Linked DNA regions of Homo sapiens: region 1 is linked to region 2. A link is an interaction called in ENCODE POLR2A ChIA-PET data of the cell type or tissue named here. Cell type or tissue: OCI-LY7. All regions are shown on one strand. Links, peaks and the distances in the headings refer to the core of each region. The heading gives the core; the rest is flanking DNA.

Region 1 (11,069 bases), core at 3,307-8,306, 650 kb before region 2:
TTCCTATTTACTTATTTTTGTTAAGCTTTGGTACTATTACTTCTATGTCAAATTATGAAGACAACATTATTACAGTGCAGAAAAACGCCAGGACCTCTTGGCTAAGACCTCAAGAGGAACATTGTAAGATTTTAGTAGTGATTTTTATATTCGCCAAAATATAATGCAAGCGTTGTAGACTTTTAACCACTTGCATTTTTTATTCCTTTGCACACAAATGAAGCTACTGGGGATAAAGGAAGGAGAAATAAGTCAACTAAAATTTGAGCACCTGCTAATAGGTACGTAAGAGGGAAAAAAATGTGACTTGAGACACCTTGCTTCACTCATTTCTACAATTAATGAGCCATTTTCCTTAGGAAGAAAAATGCTGTCTTATCCCTATATCTGTGTCTTTAGGCACTTGTGGTAAGTAATGTCACAAATTTAAGTCATCTTCAAAATTCTAGACTTCTTTGATATTTGAAGCACTGAAGTAAACACAAAATCCATTTGAATCCAAGATGCAGAAGTCGTTAAAGGCATCGTTCCATCTATGAATGTGGAGATTATCACTATAGCAGGAAATGGAAGGTTTAATGGCAATCAAATAAGCAATCAGAGAAAAGTAACCAGGATGCTAATAAAAAATATGATGTCATCTGACCTGCAAATCATGCATGTGACTTACTTGAGAGCAATTGTTTAAAGTTACTATTTATGTATGGCTATTTATGCACAATTATAAAGATAATACCAGAGTGGGAAAAACACTTTTCTGTTCCGTTATACCATATAGATTGCAATTAAACAATCAAAACAATGGTGTGTCCTAGCATGGATTAAGTTAATATAACACAAATATTTGCTAAAGATATTTCAATTGAATTGCTAAATTTTAGAATTATACAAAATTTCAACTGAGATGGGGCAAAAAAATCATTTAATCATTCCTGGCTTAGGAAGCTGTGCCAGAGAAAATTAATTAATTGCCAAGATGATGACCTGTTTTTCCCCAAAGTATAAATTCCAGATTTATGGAATCTCTGCCTTGAGTTCATATAATTACAATACACCAGTTAACATTATATGTCAGTATGTGTAGCCCAGTACTTAATACCTAGCTGAATGGAAAATAGGTTCTGAAAATATATATATACATATTTCTTAAAATATGTTTGCAGACTTTTTTACTTTTACATTAGTCATCATTTCACTTCTGCTTCAATATGCCCATGCGTGTCCAGACGAGACTGGATGCATCATGGTGGTGTGGCCATAGATGCCCCTGCATATCCAAAGACTCAGCTCTATTTCTTCCACTCCTTTTTATTTTCTTTATTGTCCATGTGAATTTTAAAAATTTGTCCTTTTTGACATGTCTTTTGTCAATTCAAACACATTTACCAAAAGGTCAAGATTACAAAATTTTTGCTTGGCAATAGCTGCACATCTTAAGCTTTCATATTTGGGCAAGCGTCCAGTAAACGCCTCTGACCACATCCAGCTTTAGTGTCACAGCTTGAAGCCAGCAACCTGCCAAGCACTCTGTTTCTAACCACAAGTTGGCTGCGTGTTAAGTCTTTCCTGTGTACCAGAAGAGAAGGGTTTTCTGAGGCCACAGTGCGAGTTAGCTTACTGACCAAAAAGGCCGGTTGATTGTTGGCTCTTCTCAACTAATGAAAGTAATTAAATAGTTTATTGTGGTGATGGATGTTCTCAAATGACTTGAGCCCAGGCTGTTTGCAAAATATTGTAATTTTTCTTCTAACAATAGTTTTTGAAAGTTATATAGATACGTCTATATGAAGTTTGTTCAGGTACTTTTATAGTCAAATTATTCTTTCTGCAGAAGTTAATTGCGTTGGTTTTATTTCACTTATTAGAAAGTATTTTATCTGAAAACTATGCTATGTCCTTTTGCAATTCACATAGAATAAACCAGTACAAATGCCCAGCAAATCCCCAATAAGTTTACTATCATGACTACAGCAAAGTGAGTGTATGTTCAACATTGAGAAAGAAATTGGAGTTTTAACATACTATTTCTTTATCTAACTAATTGTTTTAACCCGACATACAGGACCCATTTTAGAATTTTCTTCTTTAAGAATCCTTTCCACACTCTGTCAGTTGGTTTAGGGACCTTTATATATGACAATAAAACTCTCCCTGGTGCTTAGCTTTATCATGGTATTTATTTCAGAAATCTTCTTTTAGGTATGTGTGGGGACTTCCCAGTTGGCTGTAAGTTGCCATTTGAACTAAACGAAATAGGTAGGATATTCAAATGTTCTTTTTTATCCTATTCCTATCCCCCTTTTCTCAATTCTGTATTTAAGAGACAATCTCTATTCAATCGAAAACTACATATATAAAAATAACTCTTCAGGAAATTGTGATTCAGGTTTTTCCCATAAAAAGCCTGCATTTACTCATTTATTCATTTCCTTTCAAAAACCAAATATTTGTTAAAATGTAGTTGTTAGAAAATATCAGCCTATATTTCCTCTATATAGATCTATTTTTACTATATAAAATAGCTAATAGAAAATGTTGATTAGCTGAAAAGAATCTTGGTATGTCAGAAAATAACATATTTTCTTCAACTTGTTTTATATTCACCTATCTTGTTTAATTTTGAATTTGTTTTATACTTATTCATTTTATATCACCTAAACTAAAAAGTAATTTCCAGCTGGGTGTGGTGGCTCACGTCTGTAATCTCAGCACATTGGGAGGCTGAGGCAGGAGGATCACCTGAGGTCAGGAGTTCGAGACCAGCCTGACTAACATGGTGAAACCTCGTCTCTACTAGAAATACAAAAATTAGCCAGGTGTGGTGGCACATGCCTGTAATCCCAGTTATTCTGGAGGCTGAGACAGGAGAATTGCTTGAACCCAGGTGGCGGAGGTTGCAGTGAGCCGAGATCGCCCCGTTGCACTCCAGCCTGGACAACAAGAGTGAAACTCCATCTCTTAAAAAAAAAAAAAAAAAAAGTAATTAATTTCCATGTGGGCAAAAACTTTCTTTTGGATTGTTTACTTTGACATTCTCAAGATCTAGAAAAGTGCATAGCAAATAGCATTCGCTAAAGAAAAAAAATGTTGAATAAATTTATTGTCCAACTTTAACACATCACCACATGAAAGCTGTTTTCCTTCCTTATATTTCAGAGTTTTAAGATTAATAGCTTTGGTTTTTGTTAAAATGTTATAATGTGTTCATCTTATATTACTTTATATGATGTCTTATGTTAGTATTTTAAATTAATAAACATAAAATATATATTTAGCTTATCTTGTTCATTGGTATCAATTCATATATTATTCTTATGTATACTGGGGTATATATTTAAGTTTCTAATTCTCCTGCATATGATGTAGATATGACAGAGATGCAATTTCATGTTTTTTATATTAAAATTTAAAAATTCCCAGGACTAATTTTTTGTAACTTAAAGGCCAGTGTGATAGTAACCCAGGACAAATTATTGAATAGGAGCTAATTTCCCACTTTATCTGCAATGTTACCTTATATTTTTTAATCTATGCACATGACTTTTTCTTGTCTGTATTTTTACCCTTCTCAATTTGTCTATCTATGCCCCACATGCCACTTTGCCTTTATTAATACGGTTTTAACATAGGTCTTACTATCTAGTAAAACAAGGCTCCCACATTTTCTTCATCTTCAATTGTGACTTTCCTAGTCTTGACTTTTGTAATTTAATGTACATGTAGAATTCTGCTTTGTAAGTTCTACAACAAAACCTGAGGTATTAACTGGAATTGAATTGAATCTCTAAAATATTTAGGATTAAATGGCATCATTTAAATTCATCATTTTCAAATCCTAAAATGTTATTTAAAATAATGGCAAAACTACAATTACTTTTGCACCAACCTAACATTTATCCAACAATGGGTGGTCTTAACTCTTTTACCAAATTAACAATATTTTTGTAGTGATAAGGCGGAAGTACTGTGGTTTATGTTTTTCCACAGGAAGATGAGATTATAATATTTGTCACATCTTTCTCAAAGATAGAAATTCACTAAGTATCTCCACTTTCAATTCTAGATCAGGAACTGAGGACATATCTAAATTTTCTAGTTTTATAGAAGGCTTTTATCCACAAGAATCAAGATCTTCCCTCTCTGAGCAGGTGTGTGTATGTGTGTATGTGTGTGTGTTTATTATTCAAGATATGAGAAATTATATTTCAACCTCAAAAAAATAAAAATATTTACACTATAAGGTAATTCTAATTGTTTCTTAGATGCTTGAATAGAACTCCTGAGGATACGGAATGCTTATCATTTCTGATGTATATTCTATCACTGTATCTGATGATAGGTAATTAGGATATACTTATTGAAGAATCAGAAGTTGTAATATTACTATAAGAAGAAGCCTTGTCTCTAAGCAAAACTAGAAAAATGAATCTTTACATTTAGGATGAGAAGAATTGAGATTCAATTTAAATTGTCAAATTTTTGAGTTTTCTGATGCTGTAGGGGGCACTTACCTTTGATACACATCTTTACATGCAAGGTGAAACAAGTTATATCTGTGCTTTCCAACTATCATAATCAAATATGAAATAGCTTTTATTTTTGAAATCTAAGCACTATGCTTATTTATTAAATGGTTTTTTCTGGAAGCTCTGCTGTGCATTGCTAAGATGTTACTATATAAACATGTGAGATTAGTTTTGTTAATGATGATGGTGATGATAATTTGTTGATGATGATGATATGGGCACGTTGGATTAAAATGCACTAGAAAAGGACATTCAACAAAAGTGCATATAACTTACCTGAGTTTAGCTTGCAGAAAGAAAACTAAATTATTGCCAGATAAAATAAACAACTGGAAACACTTGATCTTAGCTAAAAGGCCAAGAAGCAATAAACGACTATAAACAGAAAACTGGGTGTGTTGTTATCTAATATCAGTAAAGTAAAATATTGGTATTAAATATCTCAATGTAGGTGAATTAATAGGTTCATTATATTGTTATGACATTTTGAAGTAATTGGCGATTATTTTACAACCAAGAGAAATGTATAAAATTAATTTTGCCTGGCTTTATGTGAATTGTCATTTCTATTCTTTTCTTAAAGGCATGCACAGGGGAAAAGTTTCTGCATTTTACTTTTCTATTCAAAATATTTTATCTCACCACGGGAAAGAGAACAAAAAACAAATGCCCAGTTTTATTTTATTCAGGAATCCTTTGTGCATTGAAGACTTTAGATTCCTCTCTGCGGTAGACGTGCACTTATAAGTATTTGATGGGGTGGATTCGTGGTCGGAGGTCTCGACACAGCTGGGGTATGTTTTTACCACATAAGTGTGTAGTTTTGTTTTTATACAATTTTAAGATACCAAGAATTTCATACAAGCATATAAGGCATAGGCAAGCAATTTACTCTGATTCTTTTCATGTTCTATTTATGTTGATTTCATGTTATGTTCATATTGTATTTTAAATCAAGTCTTCCAAAACTTAAAAACTTTTTTCCCTTTATTTTATTAACTATATTATGGTAAAGTCGCTCACAACTTGGGACAGCTTGAAATAGTGAAATAGATGTGGAGTCAGACTTGAATTTTACTCAAACTTTTACCGCTCTCTAGATTTGAAGGGTCAATTTGCAACCTCTGTGTAGTTTAGTTTAGTTTCTTTTTCTATCAAATACAGGCATGAAACATTCCATATTTATCTTAGATTTGTGTAATATTCAAATCAACTGACATGTATGTTAAAGCACTTTTTATCCTAAAGGTGTTTATAAATTTATAACTTATTCACAGTTGGTAACATTATATTAAATAAGCTTTATGATTTTGGCCATCTCTAGCATTCAATTTCTTCATCCATAAAGTGATACCTACTCTCTTTACTCCATATGTAAAATAACTGAGTTAGGTATTACATGCGCAATCAATGTCTAATTTTACCTATAAAATATAATTCATATTATCATTTAATTTATAAAAGGCTTTTGTACAACAAACCCCCGTGACATGAATTTACATATGTAACAAACCTTCGCATGCACCCCTGAACCAAAAATAAAAGTTTAAAAAAGGCTTTTAAGTAAATATTAATCATCAGTAAATAATTAATATTTCAAGAGAGCAAAATGATTCTTTAGGTATTTTGTTCAGAGGCAAGATTATCTGTCTTTGTTCTAAATCATTAGACCCCACTATTTTAGCCTATGTATGTCCTTCATTATAAAGAAAATTAGATGGCTGGGCACAGTGGCTCATGCCTATAATCCCAGAAATTTGGGAGGCTGAGGTGGGTAGATCACCTGTGGTCAGGAGTTCGAGACCAGCCTGGCCAATATGGTGAAACCCCGTCTGTACTAAAAATACAAAAATTAGCCAGGTATGGTGGCACAAGCCTGTAATCCCAGCTACTCAAGAGGCTGAGGCAGGAGAACCGCTTGAACCCAGGAGGCGGCGGTTGCAGTGAGCCAATATCACGCCATTGCACTCCATCTCAAAAAAAAAAAAAGAAAAGAAGAAAATTAGACACACTGCTATTTACTAAAAGCTTACTAAATGATTGATGTTATTGATGCTAAGTTCATTATATTTTTATTTTATTTTTAAAATACCCATACTGGATTGTGACAGTATCCTTTTCTTTTTTATTTCTTTCGTCTTTTGCAAATTAGGAAAACTGGGATGCAAAAGCTAGGTTATTTGTGAAGTTATCAAGTTTGTATATGTGGATCTGTGATTTAAATACATGTCTTTCTCCCTACATCTGCCTTTTCACTAACCAAGTCCCTTTCTGGTAATGTTAGGTTTCATTATACATTACGAATTAACTAATTTTAATAGTATATAGGATTTTGCTAAGGGTACTTTCCATGGCATAAATATAGTTTTATTTATATAGTAAAGTGTAAACATAATAATGTAGTACTATAAAACAAAAGTAAGTTCATGTTGTACTTTAAAAAGGATAGTCAGGGGAAGTACATAGATGGAAATGGCAAGCTGAATTTTTAAAATTTATGCCCCAAATGGCAGAAAGGCCATGACTCATATAAGCCTGAATTCTTTTTCTCTAGAGATGAGTGAATTTCATAATTATAACTTGGATCTGAAGAAGAGTGATTTTTCAACACGATGGCAAAAGCAAAGATGTCCAGTAGTCAAAAGCAAATGTAGAGAAAATGGTAAGTCCTATGTTCCATTTGTCTACTCTCAGTATATTGAAATGAATCTTGGAAACTATGTGATTAAATGAATGGCAATCATTCAGTTGACTTTATCTTCATGAGGAAAGCAGGAATAACATGAACTCTCATATAATATTAAAATATATAATAAAATTATGGTATTAAAAGCTATTGAGTTTAGAATATTGTCACGCCCTAAAAAATGATGAGTTTATTATCATGATAATATAATCGAGGCAGGAGTTTCTAAGAGATCACTGAAAAGAAAACTAAATAGAAATGAAAAAGAGAAGAGAAAAGATATTTTAAAAACCCTCCAGAGATATGTTCCTAAACATTATAGAAGTGGTAGCTTGATTATTATTTATAGAATTGTTTCTGAGTTCAGTGAAGAAGATATATTCTCCAATGACTTTTTTCAAAGCAGAATATTATTGGTAATAGACCTTTATATAGTTTGTATGAAAAGGAAAACAACAGATGACCCTCACTTATCAATTTTTATTAAAAACTAAGAAACAAATTATTAACAAATAGCATCTCTTTACAAGAATTAATTTAAGGAATGCAAAGTGCTATATGTAAAAATCCCTTTTTGGACTAAAATATTCAATTGTTACCAAAATTTAAAACACACATGCCCTTTCCCTCAACAATTATCATTGTGGGAATTTATCCCAGAGAGAGACTCAAAAATATGCACAGATGGGTATGAAATGTATCATTATTTCTCATAGCAAGACCTAAGAAACAATTTAAATATCCACTGGAAAAAAAAATTGACAGTCCGTCAAAAATTAGATCTGTCCAGAGTTGTCAGTGAAATACAATGCAGCTATTTATAAATTTGGTATCCTTATACGCCATGAGGACTAATCACCAGGATATTGTCTTAGGTAAAAAAAAAAAAAAAATTCATAGGATATTTTGTGTATTATAGTTTCTTTAAAATGTATTTTTAATATGTAGTTAAGGGGAACGGTAATTTTTGTTTATTTTTAGTTGGCATGTAATAATTATACATATTTATGGGATACAGTGATATTTCCATTCAACTATACAATGTCTAATGACCAAATCAAGGTAATTAGCACACCCATCACCTCAACATTTATCACTTCTTTGTGTTGGGAACATTCAAAACCTTCTCTTCTAGCTATCTGAAAATATACAATAAATTACTCTTAACAGTACTCTCCCTACAGTGCTATAGAACACTAGAAAAATCCCGCATGTAGCTGTAATTTTGTATTCATTAACCAACCTCTCCCAATCTTCTCCTCCCCCCTATTCTTTCTAGCCTTAAATAACCACAATTCTACTCTCTACTTCTGTGAGCTAAAAGTTTGTATCTCCTACATATGAGTGAGAACATGTGGTATTTATCTTTCCATGCCTGATTTACTCTACGTAACATTATGTACTTCTGACTCATCCATGTTGGTGCAAATAATAGGATTTCATTCTTTTCATTCTTTTTTTTATGACTGAATGGTATTCCTCTGTGTGTGTGTGTGTGTGTGTGTGTGTGTCTGTGTGTGCTTAGCTATTTATCTGTTAATGGACACAGGTTAATTCCATATCTTGGCTATTGTGAATAATGCTGCAATAAACATGGGGGTGCAGACGTTACTTCAATATACTGATTTCCTTTCCATTGGAGAAAGACCCAGATTGCTGAGTCATATGGTAGTTATATTTTTAGTTTTTTAAGGGACCTCCATACTGTTTCCATAATGGCTATACTAATTTACATTCCCACCAAAATTGTATAAACATTAGCCTTTCCCTGCATCCTCACTGTCATTTGTTATTTTTTGTCTTTTTAAATAATAGCTATTCTAACTAGGGTGAGATGATATTCATTGTGGTTTTGATTTTCATCTTCTTGATGATGAATGATGTTGAATTTCAAAAAATATATCTGTGGCTATTTGTATATCTTCTCAGAAATATCTATTCAGATCCTTTGCTCATTTTCAAATCAGTTTTTGTTGTTGCTGTTGAGTTGTTTGAATTCCTTGTATATTCTGGATATTGGTCTCTTGTTAGAGGAATAGTTTGCGAGTATTTTCTCTTATTCTACAAGTTGTCTCTTCACTCTGTCAATTGTTTCCTATGCAGTAGAGAAGTGTGTTAGTTTGATACAATCTCATTTGTTTCTTTTTGCTTTTGTTGCCTGTACTTTTGAATTCTTACCCATAAAATCTTTGCCTAGACTAATGTCCTGTGGTGTTTCTCTTATCTCTTCTAGTAGTGTTATAGATTCAGTTCTTATATTTAAGTCATTAATCCATTTTGAGTTGATTTTTGTATATGGTGTGAGATGAGGGTCTAATTTCATTCCTCTATGTGGATATCCAGTTTTTTCAGCTTCATTTATTGAAGAGGCTCTCCTTTCCCAGTGTATGTTATTGGTGACTTTCTGGAAAAATCAGTTGGCTATAATACATGGATTTATTCCTGGGTTGTCTATTCTGTTTTATTGGTCTAGGTGTCTATTTTTATATCAATGCCATACTGTTTTGGTTGTTGTAGTTTTGTCGTATATATTGAAGTCAGGTAACGTGATGCCACCAGTTTTCTTCATTTTTGTTCAAGATTGCTTTGGCTATTCAGTCTTTTGTGGTACCATATAAATTTTAAGATATTTTTCTATTTCTGTAGAGAATGTTACTGGTATCGTGTTAGGAATTGCACTGAATCTGTAGATTGCTTTGAGTCATATGATTACTTTAACAATATTCTTTCTGTCTATGAACATGAGATGTCTTTCCATTTTTTTGCATCCTCTTTGGTTTCATTCATCAGTATTTTACAGTTTTCATTGTAGAGGTCTTTCACTTGTGTGATTAAATTTATTCCAGGGTATTTTATTATTTGTAGGTATTACAAATGGAATTGACTTCTTGATTTCTTTTTCATCCAGTTTGTTATTGGTGTATAGAAACACTACTGATTTTTGTATGCAGATTTTTGATCCTGAAACTTTACTGAATTTGTTTATTTGTTCAAAGGCATGTTGTTTAATTTTCATGTATCTGTGCAGTTTCCAAAGTTCCTCGTTATCAATTTCTAGTTTTATTCCATTGTTGTCAGAAAATTTACTTGATATAATATTGACTTTTGGAAATGTTTTGAGACTTATCACCTAGCATATGGTCTGTCCTGATGAATGTTCCATGTGCTGATAAGAAGAATGTGTATTTTGCAGCAGTTGGATGAAATGTTCTGTACATTTAGTTAGGTTCATTAGGTCTATATTATAGTTTTACTCTGATGTTTCTTTTATGATTTTCTGCCTGAATGATCTGTCCATTGCTTAAAATGTGTTGTTGAACTCCCCTGCCCTTATTGTATTCATCTATTTCTCCCTTCAGATCTATTAATATTTACTTAATATATCTGAGTGCTGTAATATTGGGTGCATATGTATACTTATAAATACTATATTATATTGCTGAAGTGACCCATTTGTCATTATATAATGGTCTTCTTTGACTCTTTTTTACTCTTTTTGACTTAAAGTCTATTTTATCTAAGTATAGCTGTGCCTGCTCTTTACTGGTTTTCATTTTCATGGAATATCTGTTTTCATCCCTATACAGTCAGTCTATGTGTGTTTTTATGAGCAAAGTGGGTTTCTTGTAGGCAATATATTGTTTGGTTTTTTTTGTTTTTAATCCATTCAGTCACTCTATGTCTTTTACTTGGAGAATTTAGCCCCCTTGCATTTAATATTATTATTGGTATGTAAGAACTTACTATTGCCATTTTGTTCCTTGTTTTCTAGTGGTTTTGTAAGTCTTCCTTTCTTCCTGTCTTCCTTTGTGATTAAGTTGCTTTCTCTGGCAGTGTATTTTAATTCCTTGATTTTC
Region 2 (11,069 bases), core at 2,569-7,568:
TTTTTCTTTGACAAAAAAAGTACCTGCAGGAAGAACGTAAATGTGCTTCTAGAAAATCATCACAGCCATTAGCAATCTACGATCAACTTTCCTTCAGTTTTAGTAATGGAAAGGATTTGAAGGTGAGTTTCACCTCCTTCAAGAGCCAATCTACTCTTAGATTAGTCTTATTCCTAGGGCAGTGTTTTTCTACCTGGGATGGGGTAATTTTATCCCTCAAAGGGTATTTAGCAATGTCTAGACATATTTGTGATTGTTCGACTTGGTGAAGGGTCAGTGTCAGGGTAGGTGAGATGGGGGAAGAGGCTGGCTACTGGCATCTACGGGATGAAAGTAAAGGATGCTGCCAAACATCTTACGATGCGCTGCACAGCCCCTGCAAGAAAGAATAATATGACTCAAAGTGCCAATGATGTCAAGATCGGAAGATTTTGTCTGGGGTGCAGCTTTTGGTGAACTAACTAGAACTATTAATTTTTTCATCCCACCCCTACTTGGAGACTGGAGTTACTCTAGCACCGAAGACTGCCAAGAGCCCTGCTTGACTCCTTAGCTTTTTCATCTGTAAGATTTTCTGTTGGAAAAGCAGCTCTTATTTCTGGGTTTCAGTTATCTCTTGGATTAGTATTGTTTTATTTTTCAATAGCATGTAATTTCATTGATGCCTTTATGATGGTTTGAGGCTGAGTGCAGTGGCTCGTGCCTGTAATCCCAGCACTTTGGGAGGCCAAGGTGGGAGGATTGCTTGAGCCCAGGAGTTTGAGGCTGCAGTGAGCTGTGATTGCACCACTGTACTTGAGCCTGCGTGACAGAGTGGGACCCAGTCTAAAAAATTAAATTAAATTAAATTAACGATTTGAAACATTTTGTCTAGACTCTCCAATTGTCCTCAGTGGAAAGAGGGTTGGTAATACCCTTTTTGTAATAAAAAAGCTATCCACACTTTTTGTAATAGCCAAATAAAATAACTTGAAGTCTCATTCTGCCTTTAAAAATATATTTTTCTGAGTAATCCTGAGAATTCTCAGAGGGTACTTAAAAACTTGTTTGTTGCTTATTAATTCTCTCTCTTAACTGTTGCTCCAGTCTGCTCCACTGGTCATATCTTGTTGATTTATCGCTGGTTCTGTATGATGTGGTCTTCAACCCACACTACTTTGCTAAGTTTTAGCACTCTTGCTCCCTGTATTATCCAAAGCACCAAAATAATAAAAGTAACAAAGTGTGTACCAGATGGCGGTAATTACAATAAGGATGATTAAAATACGACAATAATTATAACATCTCTATAGTGTTTCTATATGCCAGACACTAAATGTTTTACATATAATTCATGTAATCTCCAAAACGGCCCTGTGACTTAGATCTAATATCTCATTTAATATGTAACAAAACCAAGTCACAAATAATTGCTTTACCGGAAGTCTTTAAATTTCAGATCTACGCTTCACAGCCAGGCAATCTGACACTTTGGAAAAACATGACGTATTTTGACACTCAAAAATATAGGACGTTGGATGGGAATGGTGGCTCATGCCTGTAATCCCAGCACTTTGGGAGGCCAAGGCGAGTGGATCACCTGAAGTCAGGAGTTTGAGACCAACCTGGCCAACATGGTGAAAACCCACCTCTACTAAAAATACAAAAATTAGCCAGGCGTGGTGGCAGGTGCTTATAATCCCAGCTACTCGGGAGGCTGAGGCAAGAGAATCACTTCAACCTGGCAGGGGGAGGTTGCAGCGAGCTGAGATCCTGCCACTGCACTCCAGCCTGGGTGACAGAGAGAGACTCTGTCTCAAATTATATATATATTTAAAGCTGAATGCCTGGTTTCATTTTTGTCAAAGTTTATGGCAACTTCAATCACACAGGGCCCCCTACTGGCAGAACACCTCCTTTTCTTCCAGCTTGCACTGTTGCTGAAGCTTGCCTACTCACTTCCAGACTATTTAAATTCGTCTACTCTTTCCATAATTTCTGAGGGTGTTTGTCAAAAACACCAGGGATAATTGTTTAACTTCCGGAGGCAGCAATATAATAAAAACTGAGACAAAGAGCTGATGAAAACTTAAAAAAAAAAAAACTGGAAATGAGATGTCTATAGTAGGCTTCAAAATCTCCAACATATTTCTTGGAATCTTGAAGGTTGTGCAAAAGCACAGGGCAGTGTGAATGTCCAGGGCTGTATACAGGTTCAGGAGTTACCTGACAAGAACCTAAGCTCTCACCTCTGGCTGACCTCGAAGCTCAGCCTGTGCAGTGTGAATGTACAGGGCTGTAAACAGGTTCAGGAGTTACCTGAGAAGAACCTAAGCTCTCACCTCTGGCTGACCTCGAAGCTCAGCCTGTGCAGGAAGTGAAGGAACAGCACAGCGAACTGCTTGCTGAGGGTCCAGGGTGTGCCCCCAAGTGCACGCAAAGTCTCTCAGCAAAGAATGGGAGAGTGAGAGTTTTCAAACTCATGAATCGGTTTAAAAAGACAGGCAACAACAAATGTTTAAGTGAGAAAAAGACTACAGAAGTGATTTCCCAGAAAAAGGACACCAAAATGGCAAAAAAGCTTATCAAAACACTCAAATTCGTCATCAGAGAAATGAAAAAACTTAAAGGAGTCACTACACACCAACTAGAATATCTAAAATTTTTAAAGAAATAAACAGAAATAAAATCTGAGAATACCAAAGGTTGGTGAGAATTTAGATCAACTGAAATGTTCATAAACCTGAAGGAAGTTCAAATTAATAACCATCTTAATTTGGTCATCTCTACTAAAGCTGCACATCAGCATACTCTGTGAACCAGGAATTCCACTCACTCGTTAATAGAAACAAACATGTATGTGCACCCAAAGACAGGAATCAATATTCATAGCAGTTTTATTCATAATAGCCCTGAATTGGAATCAGATGTCCATCAACTATAAAATAGATAAATGTTGCAGCATCCATACAAGAAGCACTATACCCGTTACACATGCAAAAACACAAACAAATATCAGAAACCTACTGATAAGCAAAGAAGCCAAACATAAATGATCACGAGATTGTGTGATTCCATTTGTATGAAGTTTTTTAAAACCCTAGAATGACAAAGACAAACCAGCCTAACACAAATTGCTGCAAAACCTGAAAATGCTTCTTCACCGCCCATTTCAGTGTGGTTAGACCACTGATTCATCATCTCTGTTTCTTAGTAAAACTAAATGCTTATTTATGTCAATGTAACATCTTATTTCAAGTGGCACTTCCTCTCTGATGCACCTGTGGGCTGCGGTAAAATCTCATGCGTGCTCTGTTGGGGCATTTTTGTTTTGTATATCAATTGTCAGTAAATTACTTACTTATTGACATACTAGAAAATCAGCTCCCTGAAGGGAGGACATCATTTTTAATCTCAACTTCCAGTTTCAGGGAAAGCAATATAGTTTAACCATTGTATTTATAGGCTTTGGTGTCAAGTAATCTGGTTTCAAATTTCTGCTCAACTCCTATCCTTCTGTGTGACTTTGAGTGAAGTACCTTGTTTTCCTCATCAGCACTTAAATGGGATAATAAAGGTGCCTAGCTCCTACAGTTGTGATACCAGAAGACTTAAATGAGCCAATACCTGACACACACAATGTTCTTAGTAAATGTTAGCTTTTAGCTAATCAAATCATCAAACTGTATTTATAAGTTTAGTGTAAATTAAGATTGCTACTTTCATATGAATATTTCCACATAAATTAACACATTCAATATAAATCTTATAAATTTTGTATGAAATTTCATAAAAATTAATCTATTAATACAAATCTAACCCGATGTTTCTCTGAATGGAAACTTTTTGGCATGTATATATCAAGTGGCCTTGAAAACTCATTGATTAATATTCTAAATTAGGTTGCTCTTTAAGAAAACTCAATAAAACATTAAAAGTAATATATCTGATTTTTTTTCTCATAGATGTGAAGTTTTTTTGTTTTAATTCTCAAACTAACAAAGGCTACCTAAAAATTCAATAGGGTACTTTCAGGTACATTTGTAATATTCAACAGATGTATTTGTTTCTGCTTTCTCTAAAGTCTCAGTAAAAATTATATTAATAAAAACATTTAATAGAATAAAAAATGATTGGGAGCAACTAGGCATAGATGAGAAATGTCTACAAAGTTTGGACTATGTTCAGTAACTTAGGCCATAGTTCCCTGGACGCTAAAGCATCAGAGACCCTATGCACCACAGACTCTATGGTGGCTCCCATCATCCCCGTGTTCTGGTCTTCAAGCTCTTGTGTGATCTCCTCTCTTTGAATGTGGATAGGACTTGTGATTTGCCTCTAATCAATACAATACAGCAAAGGTAATGGTATATGCATGATTACATGAATGGAATGGAATGTGCCTAAGATTATAATAACTGTCTGCCAGAGGGGACTCTTTTCATGGCTGGCTTTGAGAAAGCAAGGTGCCATGTCGGGAAAGTCCTTACAGCAAGAAACTGAGGGCTACCTCTGGCTAGTAGCCATCAAGAAACTCAGGCCCTCAGTTGATGGCCCACAAGGAAGTGAATGCTGCCAGCAACCATGTGAGCCTAGAAGCAGATCCTTCCCCAGATGAGCCTCAGAGGAGATGAGAGCCACAGCCAACACCTTCACTGCAGCCTTGTGAGTCTCTGAAGCGTAGCACCTACCCAAGCCATGCCTACACTCCTGGCATACAGAAATTATGAGATAACAAATGTGCATTGTTTTAAACCACAAAGCTTAAGGTAATTTGTTATTTAGCAATAAAAAACTAATACCGTATGGGTTCAATATGGGGGAAAACTGGGGAATTAGTAGAAAATATATACAAGGAGCCCCTTGAACAACCAAACGGCAACCCTGTATGTCTACTGAAGATTGGAAGTTTATTGCCTGGCATTACTGAACCAAAAGGAGCCTGAATTCAGAGTAAGAGTCTCTAGGCAAGGCTAAGGGAGGACGTGCTTTACTAAAGACAGAGGAATTAATTGAAATTCTGAATAACAGACTTGCTTTTGAGAGGTGACAGCGTGCTGGCAGTCGTCACAGCCCTCGCTCGCTCTCGGCGCCTCCTCTGCCGGGGCTCCCACTTTGGTGGCACTTGAGGAGCACTTCAGCCCACCGCTGCACTGTGGGAGCCCCTTGCTGGGCTGGCCAAGGCCGGAGCCGGCTCCCTCAGCTTGCAGGGAGGTGTGGGAGGGAGGGGCGCGGGCGGGAACCGGGGCTGCGCGCGGCGCTTGCGGGCCAGCTGGAGTTCCGGGTAGGCGTGGGCTTGGCGGGCTCCGCACTCGGAGCAGCCGGCAGGCCCTGCCGGCCCGGGGCAATGAGGGGCTTAGCACCCGGGCCAGCGGCTGCGGAGGGTGTACTGGGCCCCCCAGCAGTGCCAGCCCACCGGCGCTGCGCTCGATTTCTCGCCGGGCCTTAGCTGCCTTCCCGCGGGGCAGGGCTCGGGACCTGCAGCCCGCCATGCCTGAGCCTCCCACCCTCTCCGTGGGCTCCTGTGCGGCCGGAGCCTCCCCGATGAGCGCCGCCCCCTGCTTCACGGCGCCCAGTCCCATCGACCACTGAGGACGACTCGCTGAGGAGTGCGGGCGCAGAGCATGGGACTGGCAGGCAGCTCTACCTGCAGCCCCGGTGTGGGATCCACCGGGTGAAGCCAGCTGGGCTCCTGAGTCTGGTGGGGACGTGGAGAACCTTTATGTCTAGCTCAGGGATTGTAAATACACCAATAGGCACTCTGTATCTAGCTCAGGGTTTGTGAATGCACCAATCGACACTCTGTATCTAGCTACTCTGGTGGGGCCTTGGAGAACGTTTGTGTGGACACTCCGTATCTAGCTAATCTGGTGGGGATGTGGAGAACCTTTGTGTCTAGCTCAGGGATTGTAAACGCACCAATCAGCACCCTGTCAAAACAGACCACTGGGCTCTACCAATCAGCAGGATGTGGGTGGGGGCCAGATAAGAGAATAAAAGCAGGCTGCCCAAGCCAGCAGTGGCAGCCCGCTCGGTCACGCTGTGGAAGCTTTGTTCTTCTGTTCTGTGCAATAAATCTTGCTACCGCTCACTCTTTGGGTCCGCACTGCTTATGTGAGCTGTAACACTCACCGCGAACATCTGCAGCTTCACTCCTGAAGCCAGCGAGACCAGGAGCCCACCGGGAGGAACTAACAACTCCAGACGCGCTGCCTTAGGAGCTGTAACACTCACCTTGAGGTTCTGCAGCTTCACTCCTGAGCCAGCGAGACCCCGAACCCACCAGAAGAAAGAAACTCCGAACACATCCGAACGCCAGAAGGAACAAACTCCAGAGGCGCCACCTTAACAGCTGTAACACTCACTGCGAGGGTCCACGGCTTCGTTCTTGAAGTCAGTGAGACCAAGAACCCACCAAGTCCGGACACAGTTTGACATCTCCTAATTGACTTCAATATCCTCGACAATCAGGCTTAAGGCACCCAAGAAGAAAATTGGAGAATTTCTCTTTGAAAAAACTGACCTGCTTCATAATAAAGACCTACAAATATTGAGATTAAGAAGAAATAAATAACTTCTGCCTGAACATCCAGTGATGTCCACTGATCCCAGACACAGAAATTCCCTTCGCTTATTTAGTACCTCAGTCTTGCATGCTGTTAGACACTTAAGGACTACTAGATATTTAGAAAAGTCTCCAATAAAAGTAAGAGATCAGGCCGGGCCCGATGGCTCACACCTGAATCCCAGCACTTTGGGGGGCTGAGGCAGGCGGATCACCTGAGGCCAGGAGTTCGAGACCAGCCTGGCCAAGATGGTGAAACCCCATCTCCACTAAACATACAAAGAAATTAGCTGGGTGTGGTGGCACGTGCTTGTAATCCCAGCTACTTGGGAGGCTGAGGCAGGAGAATCGCTTGACTTGAACCTGGGAGGTGGAGGTTGCAGTGAGCCGAGATTTTGTCACTGCACTTCACCCTGGGCAACACAGCAGAACTCCGTCTCAAAAAAAAAAAAAAAAAGATCAAAACAAGTACACATAAGATGAAGTTCAAATTAGAATTGATCGTAAAAATGAAAGAAAGACTTAAAATATTCTTATAATTCATAATCTCAGGTGTGGGGAAAGAAAATAGTATATCACTTAAACAAAAAGAGTAAACTATAAAAAAGATCACAACAAGAAATAATCCTTGAAAATTAAAATTATAAGAAAATAAAAAAACAAATTCTATAAAATGGGTGGAGGAAAAACTTGAGAAATTTCCTAGGTAATAAAATCTAAAGAGGAAGAGATAAAAGAAAAAGTATAATAATAGTAGAATATCAACCCAAGAGCACTAATATTTCACTAAAAGGAATGCTAGAAAAAAGACATTAGAATAAAGATACGAGGAAAATTAGGAAATAAGTATAAAAAAATTTCTCAGAAGCTAAGGGTGTGAGTTTCCTGTTTAAAGCTTCACATTGAATGCCCCATGGAAAGGACAAAAATAGACTTAAAAGACACCTCACTGCAGAATTTCAGAATTGTAGGAATAAATACAAGATTCTGAAAGTCTCCAGATAGAAAAGTTAGGCCTCAGACACAGGATCAGAAATCAAAATCATATTGTGTTTTTTAACAATTATGTCATCTGGCAGAAAGTGCAACTAAAATTCAGAGGAAATCTGATAACAGATCTCAACTTTTGTATTCAGTCCAACTATACTTCAGGTACATAAGAACAATAAAACTCTTTCCAGCCAAATTACTGAAAACTGTTCTCTCTCTTTTGCTCTCTCCCATGTAACTTGTCTTTGTTAACAAAACTCTCTTAAGCAAATTTATGTGCTTACAACTAAATGTCTCTGAGTTACCTTTGATATCATTTACTAGCTAGAGAATACTGGTACCTCCACTTTTGTGTAAACCTCAATGTTTTAAATCTACATTTGAAGTTACTGATTTCTTTTAAGTTAATATTTTACTCTTTATTTTAGAACATATTTCCTCTTTTTGGAACTGCACAACTTCCTTTTTCTTAGCCTCCCCCAAAATGTCGTTAATTTTTTAGTACACTGTACTGTCTGTTCCGCATCTTTGACATTTTAATGCTGTTAACACTTAATCTCTTATTGTGCTGTCATCAGTAATCACCAGGGCCATTCAGAAAGATCAGACCTTGGTAGCAGGAATAAACTATCCCTGAAGAGGAGGTGAGATGAGTTCATACGTAGCAAAAATTAAAAACAGGTTTCAAAATTATGAAACTTATCTCCATGTAAGGTAAATTAACTGCCTGATAGTCTTTAAATGAAGACAACCAACATAACATGCTTTAAGCGAAGACCACAACATCAAGGCATCTGTAAACATAAATCATAATATCCAGCATCTAATCAGGAATTATTCAACATGCCAAGAAACAGAAGATATGAACAATAACAAGTAACTGTGTAAATTTTTAAAAAGTACCATGAAGTGACAGAAATGAAGAAACAAACATACAAAGATGTTAAAACACTTTTATGACTGCATTTAGTATTGGCTATGTAAGCACATTCTTCTTTTCAAACTAAATATAAAAAAAACCTTCCTTTTCAAAAACTTAATGACACAAACCACTACTGAAAACATATACATAAATAAACATGAAGCCCCTCCATTAAGAGAAATATACTTCTGTGCAATTATTGTCTTTATCTTCACCTCCAGGATCTCACAATTATGTGTCTGTGTCTAAGTCAGATTTGGATATGACCTGTGGTCCATCAATACACATGTAAATTTTAATTTAAGCACGTCTAACACAGAGAGAAAATATAATAGGATAACCTTTGTTAAAAAAAAATATAACATATAGGCCAGGCACGGTGGCTCAACGCCTGTAATCCCAGCACTTTGGGAGTCCGAGGCGGGTGGATCACGATGTCAGGAGATCGAGACCATCCTGGCTGACATGGTGAAAACCTGTCTCTATTAAAAATACAAAAAATTAGCCAGGCGTGGTGGCGGGCACCTGTAATCCCAGCTGCTCGGGAGGCTGAGGCAGGAGAATGGCGTGAACCTGGGAGGCGGAGCTTGCAGTGAGCTGAGATCGCGCCACTGCACTCCAGGCTGGGCGACAGAGGGAGACTCCGTCTAAACTATTAAAATATATATATATATATATATATATATCGCATATGAAAGAACTGTGTAAAAATAAACATTAGTGATTTTGAATTCATTAACTAAGTCTTTGCGCTGTACATAACAAGGACTCGTTGCCCTGATGCTGCAAAGCCAGTCCTTGATAACCCAACCTGGGGATGATATTGGTGAAAATGATGGAGTAGATCTGCTTTCACCTCTTCTATTCAGCATCATGCTGGAGTTTCTTGCCAAGGGAATAAAACAAGAATACGAAAGGAAGAAGTGAAACTGTCTTTATTTGCAGATAACATGATCTTGCATATCATGTCATCCTAAAACATTCACAACAGCAATAAAAATTAGAGGTAATAAACAAGTTCAGCAAGATTACAGGATAAAAATCAATATAAAATAGTAATAGTGCTTTTACAGACTAGCAATGAACAATCCAAAAATGAAATTTAGAAAAATCTTTGTTTACAATAACATCAAAAATAATAAAATAAAGAATAAGTTTAATAACAGAAGTGTAAGAGTTATTCTGTGAACAATGCAAACCATTTCTGAAATAGATTAAGGAATATCTAAATAAAGGAGAGATTCTGTATTTATGGATTGAAAAAATGAATATTACTCAGTTTGCACTATTCCCAAAATTGATCTGCTGAATCCCAGCTGCCTTTTTCATGGCAGAAATTGACATACTTACCCTAATTTTTTAACACTCTTTTAATACTCTACATGCTAGTAATTTTTTTACTTTTATATGACTAGATCATCAGTCATATTTTTCTTTTTTGAGACGGAGTCTTGCACTGTCTCCAGGGCTGGAGTGCAATGGCGCGACCTCAGCTCACTGCAACCTCTGCCTCCTAAGTTCAACCCATTCTTCTGCCTCAGCCTCCCAGGTAGCTGGGATTACAGGCGTACGCCACCACGCCCGACTAATTTTTTATATTTTTAGCAGATATGGGATTTCACTATGTTGGCCAGGCTGGTCTCGAGCTCCTGACTTCATGATCCGCCCGTCTCGGCCTCCCAAAGTGCTGGGATTACAGGCATGAGCCAGGGCACCCGGCCCATCAGTCATATTTTTCATATGAATAAAAGTCTACTTTTTAGTGAAAAATGATTATTCTCATTCTGGAAAACTGTTATAGCCTAATTATAACATTCAGCATAGCATAACTGATTTGGTAATTCAACACATAATTACTGAGCGGCTGTTATGTTTCACACAAAACTAAGTGATGAAAATAAAAATAATAAAATGTGAGTCTTACCCTCAAAATCTAGACAGCATAGTTGAATTATGGCATGGACTTAGAACTCAGTTATCACTCTTAAAATGTACTGGTTATGCCTTTGGGAGGCTGAGGCGGGCAGATCACGAGGTCAGGAGATCGAGACCACCGTGAAACTCGTCTCTACTAAAAATACAAAATATTAGCCGGGCGTGGTGGCGGGCGCCTGTAGTCCCAGCTACTCGGGAGGCTGAGGCAGGAGAATGGCATGAACCCGGGAGGCAGAGCTTGCAGTGAGCCGAGATCGCGCCACTGCACTCCAGCCTGGGTGACAGAGTGAGACTCCGTCTCAAAAAAAAAAAAATTATTGGTTATGCAACCACCTGCAGATAATAAAACCTCTAAAAGTCAGTTTTTCATGTATGTAGTAGGTATTGTCTAGTCACATACAAACAGTTGGAACAGCCCAGAAAAGGGAGAGAGTGTCATGCAGTCTTAAGAGACAGAGGTCGGTGCTCAAGCCTCATCCAGGGTCAGAAGTTGGTCTTTATAGGAGGGATCCCTAAATGCCACAAAGCCAGGATCTGTTCTCTAGTTATTTAATTAACCTAAGTTAAATTTCTTGGATGAGGGGTAGGGATGGGGTGACTGCAGTTTAGATTAATTCTGCAGAATGCACTTGAGTGGGTATTGAAAAAACCAGTTTTTCCATATGCAGATTTCCAGTT

What was found. ChIA-PET counts read pairs that join two places held together with the same protein. Peaks named below come from ENCODE experiments on the same cell type or tissue, not always from the same donor. Only the 100,000 strongest peaks of a DNase experiment are listed, where the experiment ranks them.
Region 1: POLR2A ChIA-PET joins it to region 2 with 5 read pairs; 1 of 35 experiments calls an interaction of 5 or more read pairs at or near these places.

The regions. Positions count from the first base shown.
Region 1 is chr12:10,383,022-10,394,090 of GRCh38, reverse strand. KLRC4-KLRK1 (KLRC4-KLRK1 readthrough) reads left to right here. Exons shown (of 13, transcript NM_001199805.1): 5 at 224-281; 6 at 2,200-2,256; 7 at 5,216-5,320; 8 at 7,081-7,188. The coding sequence starts at 5,281. KLRK1 (killer cell lectin like receptor K1) reads left to right here and starts at 4,050. Exons shown (of 8, transcript NM_007360.4): 1 at 4,050-4,148; 2 at 5,216-5,320; 3 at 7,081-7,188. The coding sequence starts at 5,281. The region is part of intron 3 of KLRK1-AS1 (KLRK1 antisense RNA 1); the gene reads right to left. In OCI-LY7, for the core only: CTCF peaks have their summits at 4,272 and 4,476; a DNase peak (open chromatin) is centred at 5,267; H3K4me3 peaks cover 3,798 bases; H3K27ac peaks cover 3,976 bases.
Region 2 is chr12:9,734,093-9,745,161 of GRCh38, reverse strand. It overlaps a transcript of CLECL1 not described here. Among named protein-coding and RNA genes, the nearest start is that of CLECL1, 6.5 kb to the right of the region's middle. RefSeq lists enhancers at 1,793-1,862, 1,883-1,952 and a cis regulatory region at 4,471-4,723. In OCI-LY7, for the core only: no CTCF peak of the experiment used is centred there; DNase peaks (open chromatin) are centred at 3,221 and 4,631; H3K4me3 peaks cover 1,998 bases; H3K27ac peaks cover 4,334 bases.